Regions from separate parts of the Mus musculus genome. Here region 1 is linked to region 2. Evidence: chromatin loops called from intact Hi-C (ENCODE). Cell type or tissue: heart. All regions are shown on one strand. Each heading gives the region's core, and the rest is flanking DNA. Links, peaks and the distances in the headings are about the cores only. Region 1 holds the start of Uba2 (ubiquitin-like modifier activating enzyme 2). Region 2 holds the start of Lsm14a (LSM14A mRNA processing body assembly factor).

Evidence for each region. Hi-C counts contacts between places; a loop is a spot of excess contacts. Peaks named below come from ENCODE experiments on the same cell type or tissue, not always from the same donor. Only the 100,000 strongest peaks of a DNase experiment are listed, where the experiment ranks them.
Region 1: a loop joins it to region 2, with 2.4 times the contacts of the local background. A loop is called at or near these places in 1 of 42 quality-filtered maps.

The regions. Positions count from the first base shown.
Region 1 is chr7:34,164,600-34,169,970 of GRCm38, forward strand. It overlaps Uba2 (ubiquitin-like modifier activating enzyme 2), which reads right to left and starts at 3,930. Exons shown (of 17, transcript NM_016682.2): 1 at 3,774-3,930; 2 at 803-886. The coding sequence starts at 3,911. In heart, for the core only: CTCF peaks have their summits at 2,458 (motif pointing left) and 2,658; a DNase peak (open chromatin) is centred at 3,972; H3K4me3 peaks cover 2,143 bases; H3K27ac peaks cover 1,512 bases.
Region 2 is chr7:34,387,023-34,392,393 of GRCm38, forward strand. It overlaps Lsm14a (LSM14A mRNA processing body assembly factor), which reads right to left and starts at 2,683. Exons shown (of 11, transcript NM_025948.3): 1 at 2,336-2,683. The coding sequence starts at 2,456. Gm12764 (predicted gene 12764) reads left to right here and starts at 1,591. Exons shown (of 2, transcript NR_169160.1): 1 at 1,591-1,986. In heart, for the core only: no CTCF peak of the experiment used is centred there; DNase peaks (open chromatin) are centred at 1,589, 2,169, 2,719, 3,999 and 1 weaker place; H3K4me3 peaks cover 3,883 bases; H3K27ac peaks cover 2,944 bases.

The DNA.
Region 1 (5,371 bases), core at 257-5,256, 220 kb before region 2:
TTCCCCTACATGTGACCATACACACTTCTACATGAATGGCAAGCTTCAGAAAAAACAGACACCATGAGGCCAGTGCTCTAACTCAGGAAGGACATCTGTGTACGGTCCCTGCAGTGCAAAACTAAACTAAACTAAACTAAGCTGCCATAAGCACGCGCCATTCATTCACTTAAGAGCCTAAGAAGCCTTCCGTAACCATCCAGATAAACATCACTGCCAAGGTGTGACTCAGCTTAGGACAGGCTGCTGCCACAGAAGAACTTAGTCAAACAAGTTAACACAGAAAACATCCGCTGGGAAGGGAGCTGCAAGAGAAAACAACAACAAAAACAATTGCAATGGCGTTGAGGGGAGAGCGCTGGCAGAAAACAGGACAGCAGGACCTCTGACCTTGCAAGCCATGGGAAATATTCAAAATAGTATCTTTTCTCCCTGGGATGTAAAGGAACAAACTTAAATATGAAGAGGATATGAAAGACATCCCAATTTGTTCCTTCCAGATAGCCAGTGACCTGAGTCACTCCCTTATTCTTTTCACTCTTTGGGATTCAAGAGGTAGGCTTGTGTGGTGAAGGTTCAGGGGCCTGGTCAATCCCCAGAACCCAAAGGGTGGGAGGAGAGGGTGAGACCAGTTGTCCCCAGACTTCCATTCCCATGCAAATGATGTGCACAAGTGCCCCATAATAAGTAAATGAAATGTTAATCATAGAAATAAAAATAAAAAGAGCTAGCCTCACCCACTCTCTCCCTCTGTTAAGTGAAACCTTGGTCAAGTGTCCTAACTGCAGTATGGGGAAGTTACCTGAGCCTTTGATCTTCCCACATGTTTCTTTTGAAACAAGAACTGCCTGTTGAGGTTGCTGACATCGATAGTGTCCAGATCAATCTACAAATAAAGAAAGGGAGGTAAATCCCAATTTCTGAGCAACACCGCTGTCTTCACTGTGCTTAACCCAGAGCTTACCTGCAGCCAGTGCTTTCCTGGACAACTCACACCCAATTGTTGACCAGATAACAACTGCATTTAAACATTACGGGAAGAACAGCACTTAAGTCAAAGGTAACCTCAAAAATGCATTAAGGATGGCTAATTTTTTTTTGTTTATTTAACCATGATCAATGCAAATATTTCAGGGAATTCCTTAGATATCATAAAAGATTTGATTAAAAATATAAAAAGCCGGGTGTGGTGGCGCACGCCTTTTGATCCCAGCACTCGGGAGGCAGGGGCAGGCAGATTTCTGAGTTCGAGGCCAGCCTGGTCTACAGAGTGAATTCCAGGACAGCCAGGGCTACACAGAGAAACCCTGTCTCGAAAAAAAACCAAAAAATAAAAAATAAAAAAATAAAATAAAATAAAATTTTCTGGGTGGGCAAGGTGGTGCAATCAGTTACCTGTTAGCTGAAGGTCAGCCTGGTCTCCATAATGAGTTCCAGACCAACCAGGGCTACAAACAGAGACTCTGCCTCAAAATTCAGTAAATAAGTAGTTTTCTAGGCCAAGGAGATTGAAGGCAGTAAAGTGGCTGCCCTGGGGCTGGAGACATGGCTCAGCAGTTACTAGCACTGGCTGCTCTTCCAGAGGTCCTGAGTTCAATTCCCAGCAACCACATGGTGGCTCACAACCATCCATAATTGGGTCTGATGCCCTCTTCTGGCGTGTCTGAAGACAGCTAAAGTGTACTCACTGTACTCACATATATTAAATAAATAAATCTTAAAAAAAAAAAAAGCGGCTGCACTGCCAGCTACAAGGAGCAGAGTTTGATACTTCAAAAGCCACGTTAAAACAAGCTGGGCACAGTGGCAAGCCTTTGCAATTCCAGAGCCAGGGCAGTGGGGCTAGGAGGAATTCCTGGACTCACTAGCCAGTTAGCCTAGTACATCTGCAGAGTTCCAGGGTAGAAAGAGACCCTGCCTCAGTAACTGCTCGACAATGCCCAGGGAGAACGAACCTTGAAGTTGTCCTCTGGCCTCCACACACAAAAAACACCCATCTGTCTGATAATTTCTGATTTCCCGTGCCATGTCATTTCTCATTAAGCAATATGGAGCATGTTAGTTACTTTCATTCTTTCTTTTTTTTTGAGATGGTTTCTCTGTGTAACAGCCTCAGATCCCCTGGAACTCTCTTTGTAGACCAGGCTGGCCTGGAACATACAGAATACAGAGGTCAGTCTGCCTCTGCCTCCTAGTGCTGGAATTAAAGATGTAAGCCACCACACTCACGTTAATTCCTTATCTACACATTCACTCAGGATTACTTGAGGGCTGTTGAAGAAAATGCCCTATGTATGGTAAAATAAATAAGTAAAGTAAAATCTAGTCTAGGAGCCGTCGTAGATGGCTAAACAGTTAAGAGTGCTGGCTGCTCTTGCATAGGACCAGGGGTTCAATTTTCAGGCTCAACATGGTGAGTCACAGCCATTGCTAACACCAGCTCCAGGGATCCAACGCCCCCTTCTGGCCTCTGGGGGCACCAGGCACAGACACAATGCAGGCAAATGGCCCATACACGTAAAATAAAGGAAAAAGTTTAAAGTAAAATTAAATTTTAATCTAATTGCTACTTTAAAGGGGAAAAGAATTAACATCATTTACATTCTATTTCAACAAACTTACATAAGCAACAAAATGTTCTCATCATCAAACATTCTAAAGTTTAGAGTAGTATGGGAAAATTATGGAACATAATCATTGAAATATTCATTTGTACTTCAAAGTTCACTATAAAAATTTAACCAAAGAAAATTAAAACAGAGAACAAGCATTTACTTTTTCAATTCACTCCTGTCTATTGAAAAATCTACTCTTAAAATAGCATCAAGCGTCACTAGCATATTATGGATTATACTATTTTCTATGGACCAAAACTGGGTGTGAAGCCTGACCAATGAAGAATGTTTCCCTCCAATTCTGCCTCAGCTGAAACCCTGACACCTGCAATTTCATCCCGTGTTTCTGTTAAACCTTAAGGCATCTTCAATTCACATCCAAGGTTCATATAATATCTCCAACACATTCACAAATTACAGGGGTTTCCTGTCATTGCACATTACGCTAACGCAAAACTTAAGAATCCTGACAACCAAAAAAAAAAATTTTTTTTTAATTTCTTGGGTAAGATGTTGCTACGTAGCCCAAGCGGACCTCAAACTTCCAGTTCTACAGTCTCTCGATGCACGGATTACAGTCTGTCACCCAATCCTGCAAACCCCAGGGAGTATCTATAATGACATAAACACGGATCTGCACGATGCCCAGACCAGAGGAGCGCGAGCCCCAAGGAGTCTAACCAGCCACTTACGGCGTGCCCCCAGGGTAAGTTACTCAACCTCATAGCGTCTCACTTTCCTCATCTGTTAAAAATAAAACGGGATGCAGACAGCACTTGCAACCTGAGGGCCGGTGGCAGACTCGGGAATGAATGCACGTGTGCACGCCCGGCGTGCTGTGGCTGGTGGCTGCAAACCGCTCGGCCGCGGGATCGTTATTTTAAGTTGGAGAATATTTGAATTAAAGTCACAGCATCTACAGGGTCTCTTCTTGCATCCCAGTGTAACTGGGGAAACTGCCTCGGGAGGCGGCGCGCGCAGGCCCAGGGAGCCGAGGGCCGCGAACAGGAGGTCCGGAGAGCCGGAGTCCCGCGTCCCACCAACCCGCTTCCCGCACGGTGATCCTAACCCCAGGCCTCTCGGGCCGCGCCGCCCTGACTCCCGCCCGGAACCGGGCCCCGCAGGCAGACCGCCATTCACCCGGAGCCCGGGCCTCACCAGGTCGATGTGGGAGAAGCCAGTGAGCACCAGGTTCTTGAGCAGCTCACAGCCGATCCCACCCGCGCCAACCACCAGCACCCGGCCGCCGGACACCGCCTCGGCCAGCTCCCGGGGCAACCCCCGCGACAGTGCCATGGCGGGACGTCTACGAGCCGCCTCACAGTCGGAGGCGGGAGAACCAGAGCGGCAGCCGGAAGTCGGTGGGGGAAGGGCAGCGCAGCTTCCGCTCCTGCGCAGTGCGGCCGCCATCCCGCCCCGGGATGGGCTCAGGCGACACCCTGAGTCCTGGGATTACTTCTCACACAATTCCAGAGGAACACAAACCAGCTCTCAGCCTGAGATGCCTAGGGTCACCTTCTAAAGACCTCGGTTTGAATTCCCAACAAAAGCTCTTTATTTAAAGGTTAAAAAAGCTATGACCCGGCCGGGAAGTGGTGGCACACGAGGAGGATTTCTGAGTTCGAGGCCAGCATGGTCTACAGAGTGAGTTCCAGGACAGCCAGGGCTACACAGAGAAGAAACCCTGTCTCGAAAAAACAAAAGAAAGAAAGAAAAAAAAGCAGGAAACACATATTAAACGACATACAACATAGCCACATTTATCAATATACTCCATGAGCTGGACCGATGGCCCAGAGGTTAAGCGCACATACTGCTACTGCAGAGGACCTGAGTTCAGCTGTCAGCATTCATATTAGGCAGCTCAACACTACCTGTAACTCCACCTACTAGGGATCTAACACACTCTTCTGGCCTCAGCAGGAAAACAGACACACATACTGCTTACATCCTCACAAATACATTCTCATACACATAACAAAAAATAACAATAAACCTTACAACTATATTCCAATATTAAAATTTTCAGCAATGCAAAAACTGCTATTATTTTTGCACCCACCAAATTGATGAAATATACTGTGGCTTTTGTCAACCACTCATGACTGCTAACGCTCTTGCTTCTGTTGACCATTGTTTGTCAATCATTCATGGCTGGTAACACTCTGAGGATAAGCCATGGAGCTAGAATGCCTCAGATGGAAATCAGGTCACAGAAACACTAATTTTCCTCTACTTTTCTGTCTTGGAACTGACTGTAAAGAAGTTCTCTGATTCACGCTGACTCCGGTACAGTCAGCATCAGTTATGAGACTGTTTCCTGTGTGTCTGCCACATGTACACACACTACATGTGGAGGCTAGTGTGCCCTTCCCCCCAGCCTTGAGCTGGCTGAATCAGACCGGTTTCTGCCACAGTAGGCTAGCCCACCCAGGGTGGAGTCTTCTGACCTAGGTGAAGTCTTTTGTCTGCCACATCTGCAGCTTCCTGCAAGAAGCTACCTGCAGAACAGCTGAGCTTGCTTTCCTGAGGTGATCCTGACAAAGTGGGGGATGGGTCTCCCCCCTTTAAATTTAAGACTATATTGAGCCTTGTTCAGAGAACTTTGCCTTGGCTTGTTATTTCTCTAGTCATCCTTCCCATCCATCCCCAGCTTTCCTTTCAGGAACCCAGTAACCCATGGCCACTGGCAGCTGCAGGCTAGAGGAGAATTCTGGGTATCATACTCTATCACTTTCCACCTAGGGTTTTGTTTG
Region 2 (5,371 bases), core at 132-5,131:
AAAAGAAATCTCAAAAATATGCTGGCTTAGCTTTTAAAGAGCATAAACTACTCTTCTACCAGAGGACCTGAATTTGACGACAGGTGGTTCTCCAGCTGGTGTGTGTGTGTGTATCTGACACCTATGGCTTCTGCCAGTACCAGTACTCACATGCACTTAGCACCACACAGACCACACACATATGAATAAAAAATATTTTTTAAAAAGTTATTAAGTCTGGCTCATGCCTTACAATCCTAGCACATAGGCGGTGGCTAGAGGACTAGGAATTCAAATTGGAAGCTGGCAGATCAATATTTCAAAGTCATCCTTGACGAAAGCCAGCCCAAGCTACATGAGACCATGCAAAGAATAATCCCCAAACCTCTACAAAAACACTTCAGCGAGAAATACTGTTCTCAACCAGTGTGTAGAACACCTGGTGAGAGCTTTACCCACCCTTTAATAAAGTCATTAAAACTAACACCATCAAGCTGTTTAAGGACATCACAGTCAACTCTCATTTGTTTTTGAGGCAGTGTCTCACTCGGAAGTTTTGGAACTCTCTAAATTGATGAGGGTTGCTTGGAACTCAGATCCACCTGGCACTAATCTCCTGAACGCCGGCACCAAGGCCCGTACCACCAAGCCCAGCTTCACACTATTAGTCAAGGCTTCAGTAATTACTAAGGAGAATCATACATCCTTAAGTATAGTGAACATCTACAAAGATGAAAGCAGGTTCTTTAAGAGGCAATGTGTTACAAAACTCCATAAGGCAAAGAGAAAGTTATGGGGTAGTTCCTGGAGTCTCAGTTTTGGCCTTCTTTGAGAGGGTTTCATGTGTACCAGGCAGATCTTGAATGCCTGACCTCCTGCTTCGACCTCCCTGGTGGAATCACAGGCATGCACCACCCACACTCGGTTTTTCTCACTGGGGAGCCAACCGGGTTTTATGCATTTAAGCATCGACTGAGATGACCTAGCTGTATTGCTTTAGCAGCCCTGATTTTGCATATCGGGGACTACAGGGGAGTGTCACAGCACCAAGCCTCATACTGCTCTTTAAAAAGCAGACTCCTTGACTTTTCAGTGTTTGATTCAAGGATTTTTTTTTTTAAGTAAATTGCCAAAAGTTATGTAAGTATCACAATGCAACTGTGGAAAACATCACCCTACTCTTTTATAGTGTCCCTTTTTTAAGCTTTGTTTTTGTGGTTCTGGGGAGGGAACCCAGATCTCCCACTTGCTAGAGAAGAGCTGTCAATCAAGCCACACCCCTACCCCCTATTAGGTATAATTCAAGAAACTGAAACTGTTAAAAGAAGCATCTATAAAAAATGCTTTTAGATTTAGAATCTTGCTATCCCTAGGACCTTTTTTCCTAGCATACTTAGTTCTTAACAATTCTACTAGGTGTGGTAGGAAAATAGACCTCCCTGGTATCAGAAACTGTTATAAGACTTCCCCTAGGATCAGAAACTCAAGTTTATTTTCTTTGTGCCTTCCTGTCACTAGCACGCGTGAACGGAAACAAAACCCACAAATTGACTGTATCGACTGTACAGACTATGGGGTTGGGGTAAGTAGGGGGGGATCCCCTTCCACACAACTTCCTCTCCCCAAGTACAGCGGAGTCGGTCAGCGCCCCGATAGTACTCGCTCTGAAGTGTGTACAAGAGTCCCGGATCATCAAAACTTAAACTTTCCTTTCTACCAGGGTTCCAGAAAATTGGCCCATGGGGACAGCAAGCAAGCATTTTAACGCGCACCCTTCGGTTGCATAAGAATTCCGGCATAACAGGTAACAATCACAGAGGAGACAAACGGGATGCGATCGACTGGACGGTACGAAACGGCCTTTCGAGATCACAAGTCTGCGGCGCAAACCCAAAGTTTGGAGCACACTCCTTAGGAGTTCACTCGACAACCGTCGCCACCGACCCAGACGAAGAACGCTGAGAAAATGGGTGCCCGAGGAATCAACACATCCGCATTCATCTCGAGGTAGGCGTCAAGATTCTTCGACTCCTCCGGCTTTGTTCGGCGCTTCCGAAGAAGGAACGACCGAATTTCGGTCTTGGAAGCCGCGAACCTGGGTGTGTTCTCCGGCTGGTTCCCGGGACTTTAGCATCGCCCCGCCCCGGGCGCCGCGCACTCGTTCCCCGGATGGAAGGCGCGGAGCTTCGGGGGAAAGGAAGCAGCCCGGGGAGCCCGGGGAGGCCGCAGCCCGGCCCTTGTCGCTTGGGGGCCGGGAGGGAGCGAGGCCCGTGAGGACCGCAGAGGGAGAAGAGCGCGAGGGCGGCGGGGCGCTCTACCCGCGCCCCCCAAAACCCCGAGGCCCGCCCCGCCGTACCTTTGGCGAGGGCTACCGTGGAGTTCTCGGTGTCGATGGTGTAGAGGATGCCCTCGTAGCGGATCTCCGCCTTGGAGATGAGGCTGATCTTGCTGCCGATGTAAGGGGTGCCCCCGCTCATGGCGCCGCCGCCGTCGCCCGCCGCTCGCACTCAGTCAGATCCCGCGCTGCGCCCGCCGCTCCGCCCGCCCGCCCGCTCGCTCGCTCCCTCCGTCGGCGCCTCACAGCAGCCGCCTCAGAACCAACATGGCGGCCGCGCCGGCTCCGCTTACCCTCCCCCAGCCTCCCGCCCTCAAACCGCGGCGCGGCGGCGGCGGCGGCGGCAGCAGCGGCGGCGGCGCAGGGCATGCCGGGAGGGCGAGGCGGCGTGCTTTCTCGCGAGACTCGCCGAGCTCACGGACGGTCCCGGGCTCTTTCCGCGGCGGCCCAGAGCGCTTGGCTTGCGCTCCCGACGTGGAAGGTTTTCACGGCACCTAGATGTCGCGGGAAGACTAGACGAGGGCCCATCCCGCCTGGTGATGCTGACTGCGGCCTCTGCCATTTCTAGGCGGGCTGCACTTTGGTACGAGCCCAGAGTCTTTGTAAGCGGTCGCCTCCCAGCTCCGGAGCCGCTCTCCGCGGGCCACGGAACTCTCACTGTAAACGCCAGAGCAGCCATCTTCGCCTGAGGAGTCTCACACTCCAAGGGCTGCCGCTCCGGGAGGCTCTGGGACTCTGTCCCCCAAACTGAGTCCAACCCTTTTTATGCGGCTTGATCCGTGTCCTAGCTTTCAAGATGTTCCCGGTCACTAACTATGCAAGAAACACCAGTCCAAGTGTTTCTCTGCCGCTTTGATCACTTAATGTCAGCTCCACTTTCTTAATAACGATCATCTCTCCGATCGGATACCAAATTGGCATCTTAAAACTTTGCATCCAGAGATGTAACTCTTCGGTTTTACTCCAAACTCGTCCCTCTAGCTTGTTCTCGGAGGTAACTATGAACCGGGAACGTTTGCTTAGTAGCTAAGACCCCAGTCCTGGATTGTCTTACACCTCCACACCTGTCCTAACTATAAATCTTGTCTGTTCAGGCTGGACCGTCTCCATCCGTACAGCTCTATATAACGCCTCAGTTACCCTGGCCAGAGTTGTTGGCAGTAGCTCCCGAAGAATTCTATTTCTCTTACCCCTACTAGGTTTTTCTTAACACAGCAGTCAGGGGGAATCATGTTCAAGTAGCAAGAGATTTTGGACTTTTGTTCAACTCAAGATAACATCCGTCTACTCAGTGCGCTCCACAGGTTACATTTTACACAAGGTGAAAACCAGACTTCCTAGTTTGGCTTATGAGGGCATGGATGATTTAATTTGTTGTTACACAGCTCCATACTGTTCCAAGCATCCCTTCTTCTCACAGCTTCCACAGTTCATTATACTCTGCTCAAAGCTGCCCTAAGAGGTGATGTATTTACAAAACTACAGTAGATCTCGCTTTACACCCCTCTTCTTGCCTTGCTCCCTCCCTACCCCCCATCGCATTTGTCTATTTAGTCATAAGTGTTTGTCTCCCTTCTTGGCTAGAATGCAAATATTTTGAGGAAGGGTTTCTGGTTTTAGACACTGTTTGCATCATCCTTGGGGCCAAGTGTAGCAACCGGCCCAGGACAGCTGCTCGGTAGACATTTGCTGCAAGAGTGAACAACTGGGATAAGAGCCGAACACAGGCAGCAAGTAGGATGTCTGGTGCGCTGAGCCAATGCATGGTGATTATCTGCGTGTTCCGGGAAAGCAGGAGAGAAGATTGATGAGCTGAGCTGTGACTGGTGCCCAGTGGCTTCAAGGGGGTCCCTGCTTCAGCATACAGTCATTATTTGGTGTGCAAATCTGCGTTTGGAGTCTTCCCTTTGTAGGTCTCAGACCAATGTTGCCTTCTCTTCCATAGTGAACACATTCTTTCCCTTGTCAGTTTCTATAAACTGATGATACCTAACTCTCAAATTTACATCTCTCACATCTCCTGGCTTCACACATACCAACCACATCACTGCCATCTCTGTTGGGTTTATTCCATGGTGTTAGCTGGTGATGGAACTAGCTGTACTCCATGTCCCAATTACATAGTACATTTAATTGCCAATTTGATAATTTCTCCGTTACTGTATCTATTCTCCTCTCTCCCCATCACCCCCAACAAACTGTCTTTATTCATGGTTCCTAGGGTCTTCTGGGGCCCAAGGTTTGTGTCTGCGATGGTTTGAATGTGTCTCCCAAGAATTCATGTAAAGTTTAATCCTCACTGGGGCAATATTGAAAAGTGGTTGTGGGCCGGGCAGTGGTGGCACATGCCTTTAATTCCAGCACTTGGGAGGCAGAGGCAGGCAGATTTCTGAGTGCGAGGCCAGCCTGGTCTACAAAGTGAGTTCCAGGACAGCCAGGGCTACACAGAGAAACCCTGTCTCAAAAATACAAAAAACAAAAAAACAAACAAACTAATTGATGGGGGAAGACCCAGCCCATTGTGGGTGGAGCCACCTCTGGGCCGGTTGTCCTATGATCTATAAGAAAGCAAGCTAAGCAAACCATGGAGTGCAAAGCTATAAGCAGCACCCCTCCATGGCCTCTGCATCAGCTTATGCCTCCAGGTTCCAGTCCTGGCTTCCCTCAGTGAGGGAGTGTTACCTAAAAGTGTAAGGGAAGAAATTCTGACGCCCCCAAGTTGCTTTTTGGTCGTAGTGTTTTATCATAGCAATAGTAACCCTAACCAGGAAACACGCAAAATCTTTTTTGTTGTTTTGAGACAGAGTCTATATAGCCCTGACTGTCCTGGAATTTGCTGTGTAGCCCAGGCTGGAACTCAAAGGGATCCATGTGTCTCTGCCTCCTGAATACCAAGAAAAGTCATTTGGCACTACACCCAACTAGGCTATAATTATCAGTAATTTTATTTTTAAATATAAGGTCCACACTTTTTTAAAGTGACCTGTGTGTGGTGCTGGGCATTGAACCCGCGGCCTTATATGTGCATGCTAGATAAGTACCACTGAGCTAATTTCC